2 separate regions of the Mus musculus genome follow, and region 1 is linked to region 2. Evidence: chromatin loops called from intact Hi-C (ENCODE). Cell type or tissue: left cerebral cortex. All regions are shown on one strand.

The links. A loop is a pair of places that touch in the nucleus more often than their neighbours do. Peaks named below come from ENCODE experiments on the same cell type or tissue, not always from the same donor. Only the 100,000 strongest peaks of a DNase experiment are listed, where the experiment ranks them.
Region 1: a loop joins it to region 2, with 6 times the contacts of the local background. A loop is called at or near these places in 2 of 42 quality-filtered maps.

The regions. Positions count from the first base shown.
Region 1 is chr14:85,258,702-85,266,701 of GRCm38, forward strand. No RefSeq gene overlaps it. Among named protein-coding and RNA genes, the nearest start is that of 9630013A20Rik, 790 kb to the left of the region's middle. In left cerebral cortex, no CTCF peak of the experiment used is centred here; no DNase peak of the experiment used is centred here.
Region 2 is chr14:85,211,952-85,219,951 of GRCm38, forward strand. No RefSeq gene overlaps it. Among named protein-coding and RNA genes, the nearest start is that of 9630013A20Rik, 740 kb to the left of the region's middle. In left cerebral cortex, no CTCF peak of the experiment used is centred here; a DNase peak (open chromatin) is centred at 3,332.

The DNA of each region.
Region 1 (8,000 bases), 47 kb after region 2:
TTTTCATTCTATCATATGAGTGTTTGGTTGACTTCTTTGAATTTTAAACATGTGGAAATTCCACTGCAAATTTTAAATGTTAAAGCATTCTTCTAGGCATAATAGAGGCTAACTGACGAAGCCCCTAAAATTAGATGTAATGAATTAAAGAAGCTATAATGATGACCTAGACTCAGTTTCCATAATAATTACAATCAGAATTAGTCTTTCTTGAGTCCTTCCAAGAGTATGAAGTTAATCAATTTCTAGCTATAGCCCCCAAAATGTACATGGTTATATTAACACCATTCCAGACAAATCCTGTGGTATCTATGGTACAGAGGTGAGTATTTTCTTTCTAGATCATGGGTTAAGTATTTGTTTTTAAAAATGTATTGCCAAGTCGATGCTTGAAATATTTTCTCCATGGTTGCCATTTCATATGTTAGTATATGCTTCACCCTATGTTAAACTCGTGTGATAGAGTTTTAGTAAAACCAATGTTATATACAAGTGTCTGAAAAAAATGTATCATTCAGCTGGAGGCAAGAAAAATACTTATAAAAACTCTTATATTAGAAATGAGAAGCTAGGATTTACTTTTAATTCAATTATTTAAGAAGTGGTTAAGCTTCAGAGCTGGTTTGCATATAGGGCATTATAGATCATAATCCTGTGTAGCAAGTTAGCTAATTAGATGGATTCAATGAAAAATATGTTTTTGTTCCTTTTGAGTAAATATCTTGGTTGAAGTTAAACCCTGCCTGGTCTCTCATAATCTTAGTGATAAGGACATCTTTATTGGTGACGTTATTTCAGAGATGGCTCCAGAATAGGAGAAAAACATTTTAAGTTTGTAAAATTGTCAAGAAGTATTTAAATGGATTTGTATCTCAGAGAGAAAGAATAAATAACTATTTAAGAACAAAAGAGTCAGAAACATTGAGTCAGAAGAACTGTGTAAGGTTTATTTTGACTGAAACTACTTACCTTCTATAGGAACAGCTTTGATTATAGTCTATGTATGCCAAAAGTGGTTAATATTTTAGTGTAATTTTTAGTGGGCCCATCAATCATGAATAGTTTAAAAGCTCCTAAAATATTGGCATATTTCCATTCTTAATACTACATTGGTTTAATTTGTATAAAATAATTTTACTAATTTTTGAGAATTTCACATATTGTATATTAATCATGACCAACAAAGATATCACAACTTACCTGCATGTTTCATTATAGAAGTGGTAGGGCATATCAAATGTTATTAAAATAGTATTCCTAGTTTTTTTTCCTTGTGTGCCTTTTTTAAGTGATAGCCACTGTATAGAAGAATTAAGTTTGGGTGGTTGCAGGAAAAGGACAGGGGATGTTCAGCTTTTTAGATAATCAGAGAAAGATTTAGTTAATGGAGAGTGAATTTCTAAAATTGGTTCCCTCAAATATTATGTTAAGGGAAGGGCTTAGTGGAGAAATTCTGGTCAAATTACTTACACATTCTTTGGAATGATGGGAGAGGGGATCCCCCGGTTGCAATCAAGAACTGAAAGAAGAGAGGCGACCAGAGGCTTTGACAGGGAGCTATCTTCATATACTTACTGTCTAAGTATTGTTGGTTAGTATTTCAGGGAGCATACCATACAGCCCTTGTTGATACTCAATTACTCTTTTTATCACTGTTGGAAGGCAGCTTTCCATCCAAAGCTGCCTAGAATAGATCTTCAGGTATAAATAAGATAGCACATTTAACAGCACTATATTTCAACTTAGATCTCTTTATGTGGGCCATTGGACATTCCAGCATTCTAGGATATTCATTAAACTTTATGTCACAGAAGATGGGAACTGTGACAGAAAAATATCCAGATAAAAAAAAAAGTGCAAGCCAAATTTCCAATAGAGACCTCTGGAGCCAGACAGACATTGATCCATGACATTTCTTCTTCCTCTTAACTTATTCTTTATAATTGGTTATCAAGATCATCAATTCACATCCACTATATAATAGCTGAGGTTTTTTTTTTATTATTATTACCATGGTCTTAAAAGTTTTAGACAAACTCTTAGTTCATTTTATCAACATGTTAGATTATTAAATATTTATAATTCCTAGGCTGAAACTTGCCAAGAGACAACAACTGTAATTTCCACTGCACTGTCTCAGTTTGGTGATCTCTGAACTGCTAGTCTCTCTAAGTCTTAGAAAAGGAAGCCTCATGTGTACATGGTACCCAGCATGAAGTGACAACTCGAATGTCAGAGTTTGTTGGTAGGCAAAGGGCTGCTCACTGGTTAGGGAGATATGATGATGCGAAAGATATAATCAAGCTACCAATATCTCTACAGATATGATCTTAAAAGTGTTCTTACTTCTAAAAACAATATTTACTATAACCTTCTAAATCATCATGCAAAAATGGCATTTTACAAATTGCTGAATTTTTCCTTATTATAGAAAAACATCATCAAATCAAGCACATTGTACTAAATGTACTCTTCCTCTTTCTCTCAGGATTCACAGTGGTGTGTAAATAAACAGTGCTATGTTGAGGCTAAGCACGAACAAGAAATCATTTTATTTTTTTTTAAATCTAGTTCCATCTCACAAATGATGATATGCATAATTTAAATGTCAAGGATTTCTGGAGAGAACATTTAAAACTATATATTATACTGGGTGCATCTTATGCTGGATGAAATTCAGTAGTTTCTGTGGCTAGTAATGAGAGAGATTAGAGTGCTAAAATCATTTATATGATAATGACCTGGAATCTGAAAAGAGAAATATGAATACTAACAATGATGGATTCTGAACTTAAAGATATAACAAATGAGTTAAAAATGAAAAGGTTTTGCATTCTTGAATTTGAGGGACCTATACTTGAGTGGATGAAACGTACATGACTCTCAAAAACAGTAAAAAACGTTATTTAAATTTTCTGAGCATCAATTATTTTAAACAATGTTGTGAAATACCTGTAGGCTGACTGTGCAATATAAATGTATGGTACAAAAAAGAAAAATAAAAACATTCTGATAGCTATACCATGCTCCAAAATTACTAAAATGTACTTTCCTCTGTGTGTGTGTATGTGTTCAATGCACATGCATGCATATGTATGACTAGAGGCTAACATCAGATGTCTCTCATTTATCTCTGTCTTATTGATGTGAGACAGGGCCTCTCACTGAACTTGTCCAGTGATCAGAAAGACTGGCTGATCAGAAATTTAGAGTAGTTCATCTTTCTCCCCATACTCATAGTACTGTGCATGGCTTTGTACATGGGTTTCTAATGAATGCTGCTGTGCATGATTTTGTACATGGGTACTTGTGACCCAAACTAGAGCCCTCAGGCTTGAAATGCTAATACTCTATTCACTGAGCCATGTATCAACTTTTGTGCTGCTAATTTTCCTACTTTTAATGTAAATACTTAGATTTTATTTTTTTTTCCATTTTTTATTAGGTATTTAGCTCATTTACATTTCCAATGCTATACCAAAAGTCCTCATACCCACCCACCCCCACTCTCCTACCCACCCACTCCCCCTTTTTGGCCCTGGCGTTCCCCTGTACTGGGGCATACAAAGTTTACCTGTCCAATGGGCCTCTCTTTCCAGTGATGGCCGATTAGGCCATCTTTTGTTACATATGCAGCTAGAGTAAAGAGCTCCGGGGTACTGGTTAGTTCATAATGTTGTTCCACCTATGGGGTTGCAGATCCCTTTAGCTCCTTGGGTTCTTTCTCTAGCTCCTCCATTGGGAGCCCTGTGATCCATCCATTAGCTGACTGTGAGCATCCACTTCTGTGTTTGCTAGGCCCCGGCATAGTCTCACAAGAGATAGCTACATCTGGGTCCTTTCAATAAAATCTTGCTAGGGTATGCAATGGTGTCAGCGTTTGGATGCTGATTATGGGGTGGATCCCTGGATATGGCAGTCTCTACATGGTCCATCCTTTCATCTCAGCTCCAAACTTTGTCTCTGTAACTCCTTCCATGGGTGTTTTGTTCCCAATTCTAAGGAGGGGCATAGTGTCCACACTTCAGTCTTCATTCTTCTTGAGTTTCGTGTGTTTAGCAAATTATATCTTATATCTTGGGTATCCTAGGTTTGGGGCTAATATCCACTTATCAGTGAGTACATATTGTGTGAGTTTCTTTGTGAATGTGTTACCTCACTCAGGATGATGCCCTCCAGGTCCATCCATTTGGCTAGGAATTTCATAAATTCATTCTTTTTAATAGCTGAGTAGTACTCCATTGTGTAGATGTACCACATTTTCTGTAACCATTCCTCTGTTGAGGGGCATCTGGGTTCTTTCCAGCTTCTGGCTATTATAAATAAGGCTGCTATGAACATAGTGGAGCATGTGTTCATCTTACCAGTTGGGGCATCTTCTGGATAAATGCCCAGGAGAGGTATTGCTGGATCCTCCGGTAGTACTATGTTCAGTTTTCTGAAGAACCGCCAGACTGATTTCCAGAGCGGTTGTACAAGCCTGCAATCCCACCAACAATGGAGGAGTGTTCCTCTTTCTCCACATCCACACCAGCATCTGCTGTCACCTGAATTTTTGATCTTAGCCATTCTGACTGGTGTGAGGTGGAATCTCAGGGTTGTTTTGATTTGCATTTCCCTGATGATTAAGGATGTTGAACATTTTTTCAGGTGCTTCTCTACCATTCGGTATTCCTCAGGTGAGAATTCTTTGTTCAGTTCTGAGCCCCATTTTTTAATGGGCTTGTTCGATTTTCTGAAGTCCACCTTCTTGAGTTCTTTATATATGTTGGATAATAGCCCCCTATCTGATTTAGGATAGGTAAAGATCCTTTCCCAATCTGTTGGTGGTCTTTTTGTCTTGTTGATGGTGTCTTTTGCCTTGCAGAAACTTTGGAGTTTCGTTAGGTCCCATTGGTCAATTCTCGATCTTACAGCACATGCCATTGCTGTTCTGTTCAGGAATTTTTCCCCTGTGCCCATATCTTCAAGGCTTTTCCCCACTTTCTCCTCTATAAGTTTCAGTGTCTCTGGTTTTATGTGAAGTTCTTTGATCCACTTAGATTTGACCTTAGTACAAGTTGATAAATATGGATCGATTCGAATTCTTCTACATGATAACAACCAGTTGTGCCAGCACCAATTGTTGAAAATGCTGTCTTTCTTCCACTGGATGGTTTTAGCTCCCTTGTCGAAGATCAAGTGACCATAGGTGTGTGCGTTCATTTCTGGGTCTTCAATTCTATTCCATTGGTCTACTTGTCTGTTTCTATACCAGTACCATGCAGTTTTTATCACAATTGCTCTGTAGTAAAGCTTTAGGTCAGGCATGGTGATTCCACCAGAGGTTCTTTTATCCTTGAGAAGACTTTTTGCTATCCTAGGTTTTTTGTTATTCCAGATGAATTTGCAACTTGCTCCTTCTAATTCGTTGAAGAATTGAGTTGGAATTTTGATGGGGATTGCATTGAATCTGTAGATTGCTTTTGGCAAGATAGCCATTTTTACAATGTTGATCCTGCCAATCCATGAGCATGGGAGATCTTTCCATCTTCTGAGATCTTCTTTAATTTCTTTCTTCAGAGATTTGAAGTTTTTATAATACAGATCTTTCACCTCCTTAGTTAGAGTTACGGCAAGATATTTTATACTATTTGTGACTATTGAGAAGGGTGTTCTTTCCCTAACTTCTTTCTCAGCCTGTTTATTCTTTGTATAGAGAAAGGCCATTGACTTGTTTGAGTTTATTTTATATCCAGCTACTTCACCGAAGCTGCTTATCAGGTTTAGGAGTTCTCTGGTAGAATTTTTAGGGTCACTTATATATACTATCATATCATCTGCAAAAAGTGATATTTTGACTTCCTCTTTTCCAATTTGTATCCCCTTGATCTCCTTTTGTTGTCGAATTGCTCTGGCTAATACTTCAAGTACTATGTTGAAAAGGTAGGGAGAAAGTGGGCAGCCTTGTCTAGTCCCTGATTTTAGTGGGATTGCTTCCAGCTTCTCTCCATTTACTTTGATGTTGGCTACTGGTTTGCTGTAGATTGCTTTTATCATGTTTAGGTATGGGCCTTGAATTCCTGATCTTTCCAAACTTTTATCATGAATGGGTGTTGAATCTTGTCAAATGCTTTTTCTGCATCTAACGAGATGATCATGTGGTTTTTGTCTTTGAGTTTGTTTATATAATGGATTACATTGATGGATTTTTGTATATTAAACCATCCCTGCATTCCTGGAATAAAACCTACTTGGTCAGGATGGATGATTGCTTTAATATGTTCTTGGATTCGGTTAGCGAGAATTTTATTGAGGATTTTTGCATCGATATTCATAAGAGAAATTGGTCTGAAGTTCTTTATCTTTGTTGAATCTTTCTGTGGTTTAGGTATCAGAGTAATAGTCGCTTCATAAAATGAGTTGGGTAGAGTACCTTCTACTTCTATTTTGTGAAAAAGTTTGTGTAGAACTGGAATTAGATCTTCTTTGAAGGTCTGATAGAACTCTGCACTAAACCTGTCTGGTCCTGGGCTTTTTTTGGCTGGGAGAATATTAATAACTGCTTCTATTTCTTTAGGTGATATGGGACTGTTTAGATGGTCAACTTGATCCTGACTCAACTTTGGTACCTGGTATCTGTCCAGAAATTTGTCCATTTTGTCCAGGTTTTCCAGTTTTGTTGAGTATAACCTTTTGTAGAAGGATCTGATGGTGTTTTGGATTTCTTCAGGATCTGTTGTTATGTCTCCCTTTTCATTTCTGATTTTGTTGATTAGGATTTTGTCCCTGTGCCCTTTAGTGAGTCAAGCTAAGGGTTTATCTATCTTGTTGATTTTCTCAAAGAACCAACTCCTCGTTTGAATTCTTTGAATAGTTCTTCTTGTTTCCACTTGGTTAATTTCACCCCTGAGTTTGATTATTTCCGGCCGTCTACTCCTCTTGGGTGAATTTGCTTCCTTTTTTTCTAGAGCTTTTAGATGTGTTGTCAAGCTGCTAGTATGTGCTCTCTCCTGTTTCTTCTTGGAGGCACTCAGAGTTATGAGTTTCCCTCTTAGAAATGCTTTCATTGTGTCCCATCGGTTTGGGTACGTTGTGGCTTCATTTTCATTAAACTCTAAAAAGTCTTTAATTTCTTTCTTTATTCCTTCCTTGACCAAGGTATCATTGAGAAGAGTGTTGTTCAGTTTCCACGTGAATGTTGGCTTTCCATTATTTATGTTGTTATTGAAGATCAGTCTTAGGCCATGGTGGTCTGATATGATACATGGGACGATTTCAATATTTTTGTATCTTTTGAGGCCTGTTTTGTGACCAATTATATGGTCAATTTTGGAGAAGGTCCCGTGAGGTGCTGAGAAGAAGGTATATCCTTTTGTTTTAGGATAAAATGTTCTGTAGATATCTGTCAGGTCCATTTGTTTCATCACTTCTGTTAGTTTCACTGTGTCCCTGTTTAGTTTCTGTTTCCACGATCTGTCCATTGGTGAAAGCGGTGTGTTGAAGTCTCCCACTATTATTGTGTGAGGTGCAATGTGTGCTTTGAGCTTTACTAAAGTGTCTTTAATGAATGTGGCTGCCCTTGCATTTGGAGCACAGATATTCAGAATTGTGACTTCCTCTTGGAGGATTTTACCTTTGATGAGTATGAAGTATCCCTCCTTGTCTTTTTTGATAACTTTGGGTTGGAAGTCGATTTTATCCGATATTAAAATGGCTACTCCAGCTTGTTTCTTCAGACCATTTGCTTGGAAAATTGTTTTCCAGCCTTTCACTCTGAGGTAGTGTCTGTCTTTTTCCCTGAGATGTGTTTCCTGTATGCAGCAGAATGTTGGGTCCTGTTTGTGTAGCCAGTCTGTTAGTCTATGTCTTTTTATTGGGGAATTGAGTCCATTGATATTAAGAGATATTAAGGAAAAAGTAATTGTTGCTTCCTTTTATTTTTGTTGTTAGAGTTGGCATTCTGTTCTTGTGGCTGTCTTCTTTTTGGTTTGTTGAGGGATTACTTTCTTGTTTGTTCT
Region 2 (8,000 bases):
AGAAGAAATGCCAAGATTTCACAGGATGAAAAGAGACTGGACATAGTGTTGTGCCGTGTTTGGAAAATACATTCTGTCGAGGACTGATTTCTGTTCTTTGCTTTAAAGTGAATTGTGTATGATGAAATTTTAACAATATTTTACACATGCAGAGTTTATGCATGTGCTCTATTTTTGATATGTTTTACTTTACAGAAATTTTCAACAATTACCTAACAAATTGAAATGAAGAAAAAATGGGACATACTTCCTTCTCTTCTTTAACATCATAACTAGCAAGAAGAATAATGAGAGAGAGAGAGAGAGAGAGAGAGAGAGAGAGAGAGAGAGAGAGAGAGAGAGAGAGAAACAGAGAGAGAGAGAAAGTAGGGTCCAGGGTCAAGAAAGCTGTGTTTACAAGACCTACATTCCATCCAACTGCCTCGCTACCCTAACTTTGTCTCATTATTCCAGAATCAGCCAGATTCCCTGAAAACCAAAATTGGTCCTGAATATACATTTCAAGTCTAAGGGCTTAGCTCACTCTACATTCTTCACAAGGGCAGAGAAAAATTAACTCCCTAAATTTGAGAGTTAGAACTAAGCACACAATGAAAGCTAGCACTGAAGGGACTCAAGAAAGCTTAAGCATGACAAACATGGCATTGGCAGGTCTTGCCCTTCTCCCCATTCCCTTGTCCTTGCTAAAACCTATTAGATTATATTTATAAAGCTGTTACAGATGGTGCCTCTCAATGTGTGCCAAGATCCTCCCCAATCATTCATGTTCCTAAAATATTTAATTTTTAGAACCTACTGGAACACCCTAAGAAGGATTGTTATAATGTAACAAAGCCTTTCAAATTATATTCTCCCAACACAATCAGACCTGCTTTCAGATAACAATTGTTCTAGCCCATCTAAATCTCCTTTCTTCTCTCAAGAACTCTAAAACAGACTCTAGATAAATACTTGTGTTAACCAGCATCTTAGGTTTCCCTGCATTTTGCCTATTCCTAAAGTTGGGATCTCCCCCCTTTCCCTGGTCTTGAGACTCTTCTCCCAAAACACCAGGACTATGAATCTAAAAGATTTGGGTTGAAAAGTTATATATATATATAGCTTAGACCCTTTCGGACAAAATGTATATAATGAATAGACTTCCTGGACTAGTTTCAGGAAAGCAAGCAATCTAATGGTTTTGAGCAAGACAGAGGGAATGGGGTGAAACACACCAGAGCTATATTTGCAATGCCTAGGCTGGCTAGAGTCCTTTCAAATTTTATATATATATATATATATATATATATATATAATTTACATATTATATATATAATTTACATATTATATTTCAATTAAGTTTCATTATATATATTATATATGTGTGTGTGTGTGTGTGTATATATATATATATATATATATATATATATATATATATATATATGTATGTATATATGTCACTTTTACCTTTGACCCTAGTCTATCTGTCTTAGTAGTTTTCAGACCAACTTCAGACTGCTTTACAACTCCAGCACTAGCCCCACCTGTTTCCTTAGAATCCACTTCCTTGTCTAGACTTTATAGAATATACTTTTCTAGCTCAGATGATCTGCCAGAACCAGTACATAAACTGACACAGTCTGCCATTCTCAGCCTGGATCAACAAGCCAGCTTCCTTGTGTCCCTTAACAGGAAGAACTCAGTGTCAGCAAGAAGCAGCCAGAGATAAGGAAACCTCCTTACCCAATACCCAGAGGCTCAATAATAAATGAAAGGACTCTAGCCAGCCTGAGCATTGCAAACATGGTTCTGGCATCCTCTCCTCCATTCCCTCAGTCTTGCTAAAAACCATTAATTGTTTGCTTTCCTGAAACTAGCCTAGGAGGTCTATTTCCTTATTTGGCCAATCCCTCCTCCTAAGACTTACCATCAAAGTCCAAGTATCATATTATTGAAGTCCAGCAATCAAAGACCCCTTTTAACCCAACTATGTAATACATCCAATTAAAATTAAACACCTTGGCCTAATATGGGATTCTCTCTTTTGCCTTGATAAACTTCCATTTGCTTATGGGCCATGTCTGTCTTCTCTCTATCCAGAGATGGTCTTTCCCCCAGCCCAGCCTTCAACCACAGCCCCTCCCAATACTCTTTCCCCCTTGCCCTTACCCACTTTCTTCCTCTCCTTTCTTCCCTCCACTTCCCTCTCTTCCTCTATCTACTGTCTTTTTCCTCTATCCCTAACCTTTGACCCTTTGGGACAAATATATACATATATATATATCCTTTGTGCTGTGAAATTTATCTTGAGGTGTCTTCAGCTGACTTTGAGATTTTATACAAGCCCCTAATAGCTTCTACCAAAGTATCCTTGATCATAAAAATGTATTAATATCACTAAAAACTAAAATTAAAACATCTGTTAATGCAAATTTCCATTACTTTTAGTCATTATACGTAACTTTAATTTTTCTTCTTTACTATTTTGAAAAATTTTATACTACTGAAATGAAAAATTCACCAAATTTATATGAAGTCTTTCAAAGAAAAATCGTTATCTCTCAATATCTTCCTAGCTTGAAATTTATAATCTGATTAGACATATGCTTATGATATGTAGATCACTCTATAAAATATTTTGATAAATTCATGAGCATAGATTTTTCATTCAGAAATTCTCTAGAAATAATTGTATTACTGGATTAGTGTTTCCATCTTCAAAGAAAAAAAGAGACCAGAAATGGCTTCCTCGGGTAATAAATGTATAAAACTGAAAAATTAGTCAAGAAACTAATTGCTCACAATAAGGATGAAAATTTATTAAGTCTCTGCTTTTTCTTCAAGGTATAAATACCAAGGGTATTTTTGTAGAATATAGTTTATTTATTATATATTCCAGACAAGCCCCCATTCAGGAATAAATATGCCCGAGAGGGTAACACAATACCATCTTTCATGTTAAGCATTTTCTCCACATGAAAGTCTGGATTTTCCACAATCTTGCTTGACTAAATCAAAACACCTTGGAATGAGGATTCATGTCGCGTAACTGTGTGGCTCCCTCTTGTTTCTACTCAGTCCTTTACTACAAAGTGAGTTTTTTTTTTTTTTTTTTTTTCCATCTTAGGGGAGACTAGCTCTGGTGAGTGTTGCTGGTGGAAACTGACTAGTCTGTGCTCAAACTACCTCTCACCTTCAATTCCCCTTGCCTGGAGTGTGGCACCCTTGGACCACTAATTAGCCATAATCACTATTAGTGCAGCTATTGCTTTAAGACTATTTCTACGCTCACCAGTTATTTTCAGGTTCTGTGTTCCCCTTCTCCTGCCCACTTGATTGGTTTTAAATTGCAACTGTCGACTCCAGCTTTCTATAGCACTTACTCATGACTGCTCCAGCTTTCAACGTTCTCTTTCCATTCAAACAGCTAAATTGGAAGTGTATAGTGTTTGATTTATATTTAGATGTAGTTTTTAAATGAAGAGTTAAAAGTTAAAAGTCTGCACAGCTGCAGGAAACATTATTGAAAGTCCTTTAAAACCATTATGTAGACTCTCTGAAATGGGCTGCTACAAATGCACATTATAAAATCAGCCTTTTAGCTGCTAGCATTTCATTTGAATTTGCACCATTTCCCCCTTGCTATTGTCCGTATTTAATGGTAATCATTTAGTATCATAAAGCTAGACATGTTTCTCTACAGAAGGATAATAATGGCACATATAGAAAAATAAGTTTGCAAGGAAGAGAGGTTTAAAATGTGGAAGATCAAGGGTGAAGGAGTGCATCCGAATTAGTTTGCTGCAATATTGGAATAAACTGGCTTAAACAACAAGTACTTTTATCATTCTCAGAGACTGAAAGCTTGGATTTTATTCTTGACCATTACTGCTTGTGGGGAACAACATCACAGAGCTGAATTTTCTCCACCCTCTGTCCTGTCACCTTCAACATCTACTTCCTGTAGGCTTTTCTCTATACCTAGTTGGGAAAGAAATTCGACATCTGCACATATACTAGGCAAGCTCACTGCTGTCTTCATTCTTGTCAGGAGAGTGGCAACTCATGTGTGAGAGGAGAGGACCTGAAAGAAGAGAAGTATAGAGAAGAGAAAAGCTGTAGGGGCCAGGTATAGAAAAATTAGAATATAAAAGAATAGGACCTTCCAAGCAACTGAAATAAAGTTTCCAGTGAAACTCTTGTAGTTTAAGGGAGCACAGGGGATTTCTGAACTCTGGAATATGTATAACATTCTTTCAGAAAGAGACAAGGAAGTAGATATTGTAAAGCCAGAACCTATGTCTGGGCTATGTGGAAGGGTGAGAAGTCAGAAAGTAAAAGTGGCTTTATACAGATGGACCTGAGTTTCTTTTCTTTTTTTTTTAAAATCCACTCATATTTCATCCATAATATCGCATTAGAAATAGCTTAAATATATCAGAGGATTATATTTTATAGTAAGTATAACAAGTCATCACAGCAAGCTTTCTCATTGTCCCTGACTCTTTTCTTTGAAATCTTTTTATGTATTCTCTTGAAGAGGATGTGAACATATTTTTTTCTTTTCTCCAAGAATTGTAACAACTTTATTAAATATTTTCCATTTCCATTATTAGAATTACAATTCCAATATCATCGTAAATGTATCAATTCATTGACTGGTTGGCAAACAGACAAGATAGTATAATAAATGGGCACCATGGCATCTATAAAACAGAGGCAGAGATACTTTTGATCCCTAAGCTGTTTATAAAACAATCAAAGAGATAAGATGCTTGTACGAATAACTCCAGTGCAAGTTTGAAAATGTGTCCATTAAATACAAACAGACCATAGCACATAGTGCATCTCTTCCCTTGGAAGATTACCTTTTATGTGAATTTTTCAAAGTAAACCTCCATTCCCAGTTGTTGGAGAAACTATTAGGTGGAGTTCTTTATCATCATCGGCAGCTCGGCTTATTCTTATCATATACCAGTTGTACCTGCTTATGAATCACAATAGAAGGACGTTCCCGACAAAGCATTTAATTACTTCTTTGCCTCTAGGGATGTTATAAGCCAAGATATTAAGCTAAGATGGTGCCTGGGCTCAGCCTGTAAACAATCTTCTCCCCACTCTAGCATTAACCTCCAGAGTAAATAATGCAGTCTGTTAACATGGCAAAGAGAGGCAGTATCTATTTTCGGACTTAGCTGGTGATATATAATTGTTGTTGTTGTTTTTAATCCACAGATGTCCCCAATAACAAAAAGTTCAGATTAAACTAACTCAAGCTTTTGGATGAAATTATTTGTAAACTATATCCTTGTATGTTGCTGTAAACTAGTATAGGTAGTTAACATGAATGCTCTCAGAAAGGAATCGACAGGCAAGCATAATGATGACAAACAGTTTTTCAGCTACTTTGGATTGACAGACACAATCATCAAGATCATTTTGGGAATTAATGACAAAAAAAAAAAATCACAGAACTAGTAGGGAAATGTTTGATTTGTTGATCCTCCAGCTACATATAGTACATTTGGTACATTTATATTTATATTCATCATCTCTGTCTGAAATTTTTGAACTGTTAAATGAAAACACTTTTCTACTTCTTAAAATCTTCCTCTCATATATCAATTCTATATAGAAATATTTACTTAAAGTTATAAAATATTAAAAAATTGTAAAACAAAATGTGGAAAATCGTATTCATGTTATTTTTTTATCCACACAGACATTCTCATATATTAATATGGGTAATTAAGAATTTGCTGTTTGTAATTTGGCAATAATGATATGTTTAAGTAGGAAGAAATTAACAATTTTTCAATTTTTCAATGTCAGATCCTGGGAATATTGCCTGAAAGATATCATTAATGTTTCAAAGCATCTTCAATGAAAACAAAAAAATAACATATAAAAATGAATAAAATAAAGCACAGACATAGAATTGCTTGGCTAAGACCATGAATCTAACTAGGAGCAAGAAACCAGGTCTCTCTGTTGTTTCTGTGCATTCAGATGATTTTGTATGCTTAACTGAGAAAGCCTTGTTGATATTCAATATCCTCCAATCAACCTTAAAACAAGTCTATATTTTTTTAAGAATCATATATTTATACATCATGAAAAATAGATATTCCAGAAAGAGTTTGGTGACTGATAAAACATCATATTCGGGGCAGGTTTGGACAGTATACACTAGTCAGTTCATTGTTTGACAGCATGATGGGGAGAAATTCTCTTCCCTGACTCTCAAGTATGCTTTGAAGTGCTCTACTGGGGATAATGGGGGAAAATCTGGCCATAGCTTCCATTTATATAAAGAGAGTTTTTATTTTAAAAGCACTTTCCCATGCATTATGTAAATATTCTGTAATGAATATTTAATCCAAAGGCATCTGAGCCTTATGTGTATTTTTATGGGGCATCATTTAAGCAACTTTTAGTCTCCCAGAATCTCTGCCCTTTGAAGAACCCCACTTTATGACAGCATGTTAAAAACTAGATTTAATAAATGTCCAATATCAGTTCATCTTGCATATAAATAAAACACTTCAATCTGAAATGCAACTCATTACAGTCAGTTTTGCTTTTATGGAGTCAGTGGGCAGCCATTGCTGGGACAATGAAAGTGAGGCTCTGCAGGACATGTAGAGCAACTTACTCTGTGGGGCTAAAATTGCTCAAGATTAAAATTAAAACAATAAACTTCAGCTCCTAAGTGTCTTCATTACTAAAGCATTGGGTCATTTACTTTAACAATGCCAACTTACTCTCAATTTCACATTCCCTTTAATTAGTAAAGGAAGCAATATGCAAGAGCACACCTCATGGTGTCCCATTACCTTAGAGAGATGCTTTTTTACTGTTTCTAAAAATAGCATGTCTCAGCATCCAAATTCTTTGTAGAAGGGAAGGATCCCTGTAGAAACATTCCATGAAATACCAGACTGGAATGACTATGGACTTCTAAACAGAATGTGCATATAATGATAATAAAACATGTATGCTACAGATGATATGTATAATATTGTAGAAACTAAAATACTTACTATCAAATAATTGCCTTGAAATATTACGTAGTGAGAAAAATTTCAGAGATAATGCCCAGTTACCTCATACAAACACAACAAAATCACCTAAGACATAATATATATCCTTCAAATTTCCATGGAGTAACTACAGTCTTCGATATTTAAATTGCTTGGTTATTGTAGCTTATTCCGTAGCTTTCCCTGAAACTAACAGAAATAATAATACGTCGTCATTCTGGTAAACTGTCAAAATAGTTTATGCCAGTGAATTTTACAATTTAGCATGTAAAAAAAAAATCCAAAGTGTTTTGAAAGAATAGCAGAAAGGAAATCTAACACCTATTAGATCTGTTTACCCAACTCGTGGCACCACCCTGAAGACTGGCAGTCATTAACATAACTAAAAGATAATAATCCTAAAGGATTTATTGTACTGTTAACATGATGAGGAATTTAAGTATTACATTGTATAAACAGAACTCATTAGGGACAATTATGAAACAAACATATTTTATCTCTTTTATACTTATTCAGAAGTAGTTTCCACAGTGCCCTGGGATGTTAACACAAATTGGGTCCTAGCATTTTGTTTATACACTTATAATAAAGAGTTCTTTGATCACACTATGTCAGTGAACAAGCTCTGCTCCACAGAAATTGGAATGTTCATTTCAATTTAGTTTAATTTTTCCCCTGTCCCCTCAGTTTGAGCCCAATCTGCACAGAAAGTATATGAACAGGGATGCAGTTTGGTTGACATCCTCTGCTATTGTGTCTTCGTGGATTTGCTAATACAACTTCTTGGTCCCTGGGGTTTTAGATTAAGAATAAAAGAAGACAGTAAAAGGAATTGGAGAGTTCTGCATATCAACTGTTGTTTGATGGCTTTGTACTCTCTGGATCTCACATGTGTCTAAAGGCAATTTGAAGAGAAAGACTCCACCTGCAGCTGCTTCCCTTTGCCCCAAGTCCCTTCACAAATTTGATACTTGTGCA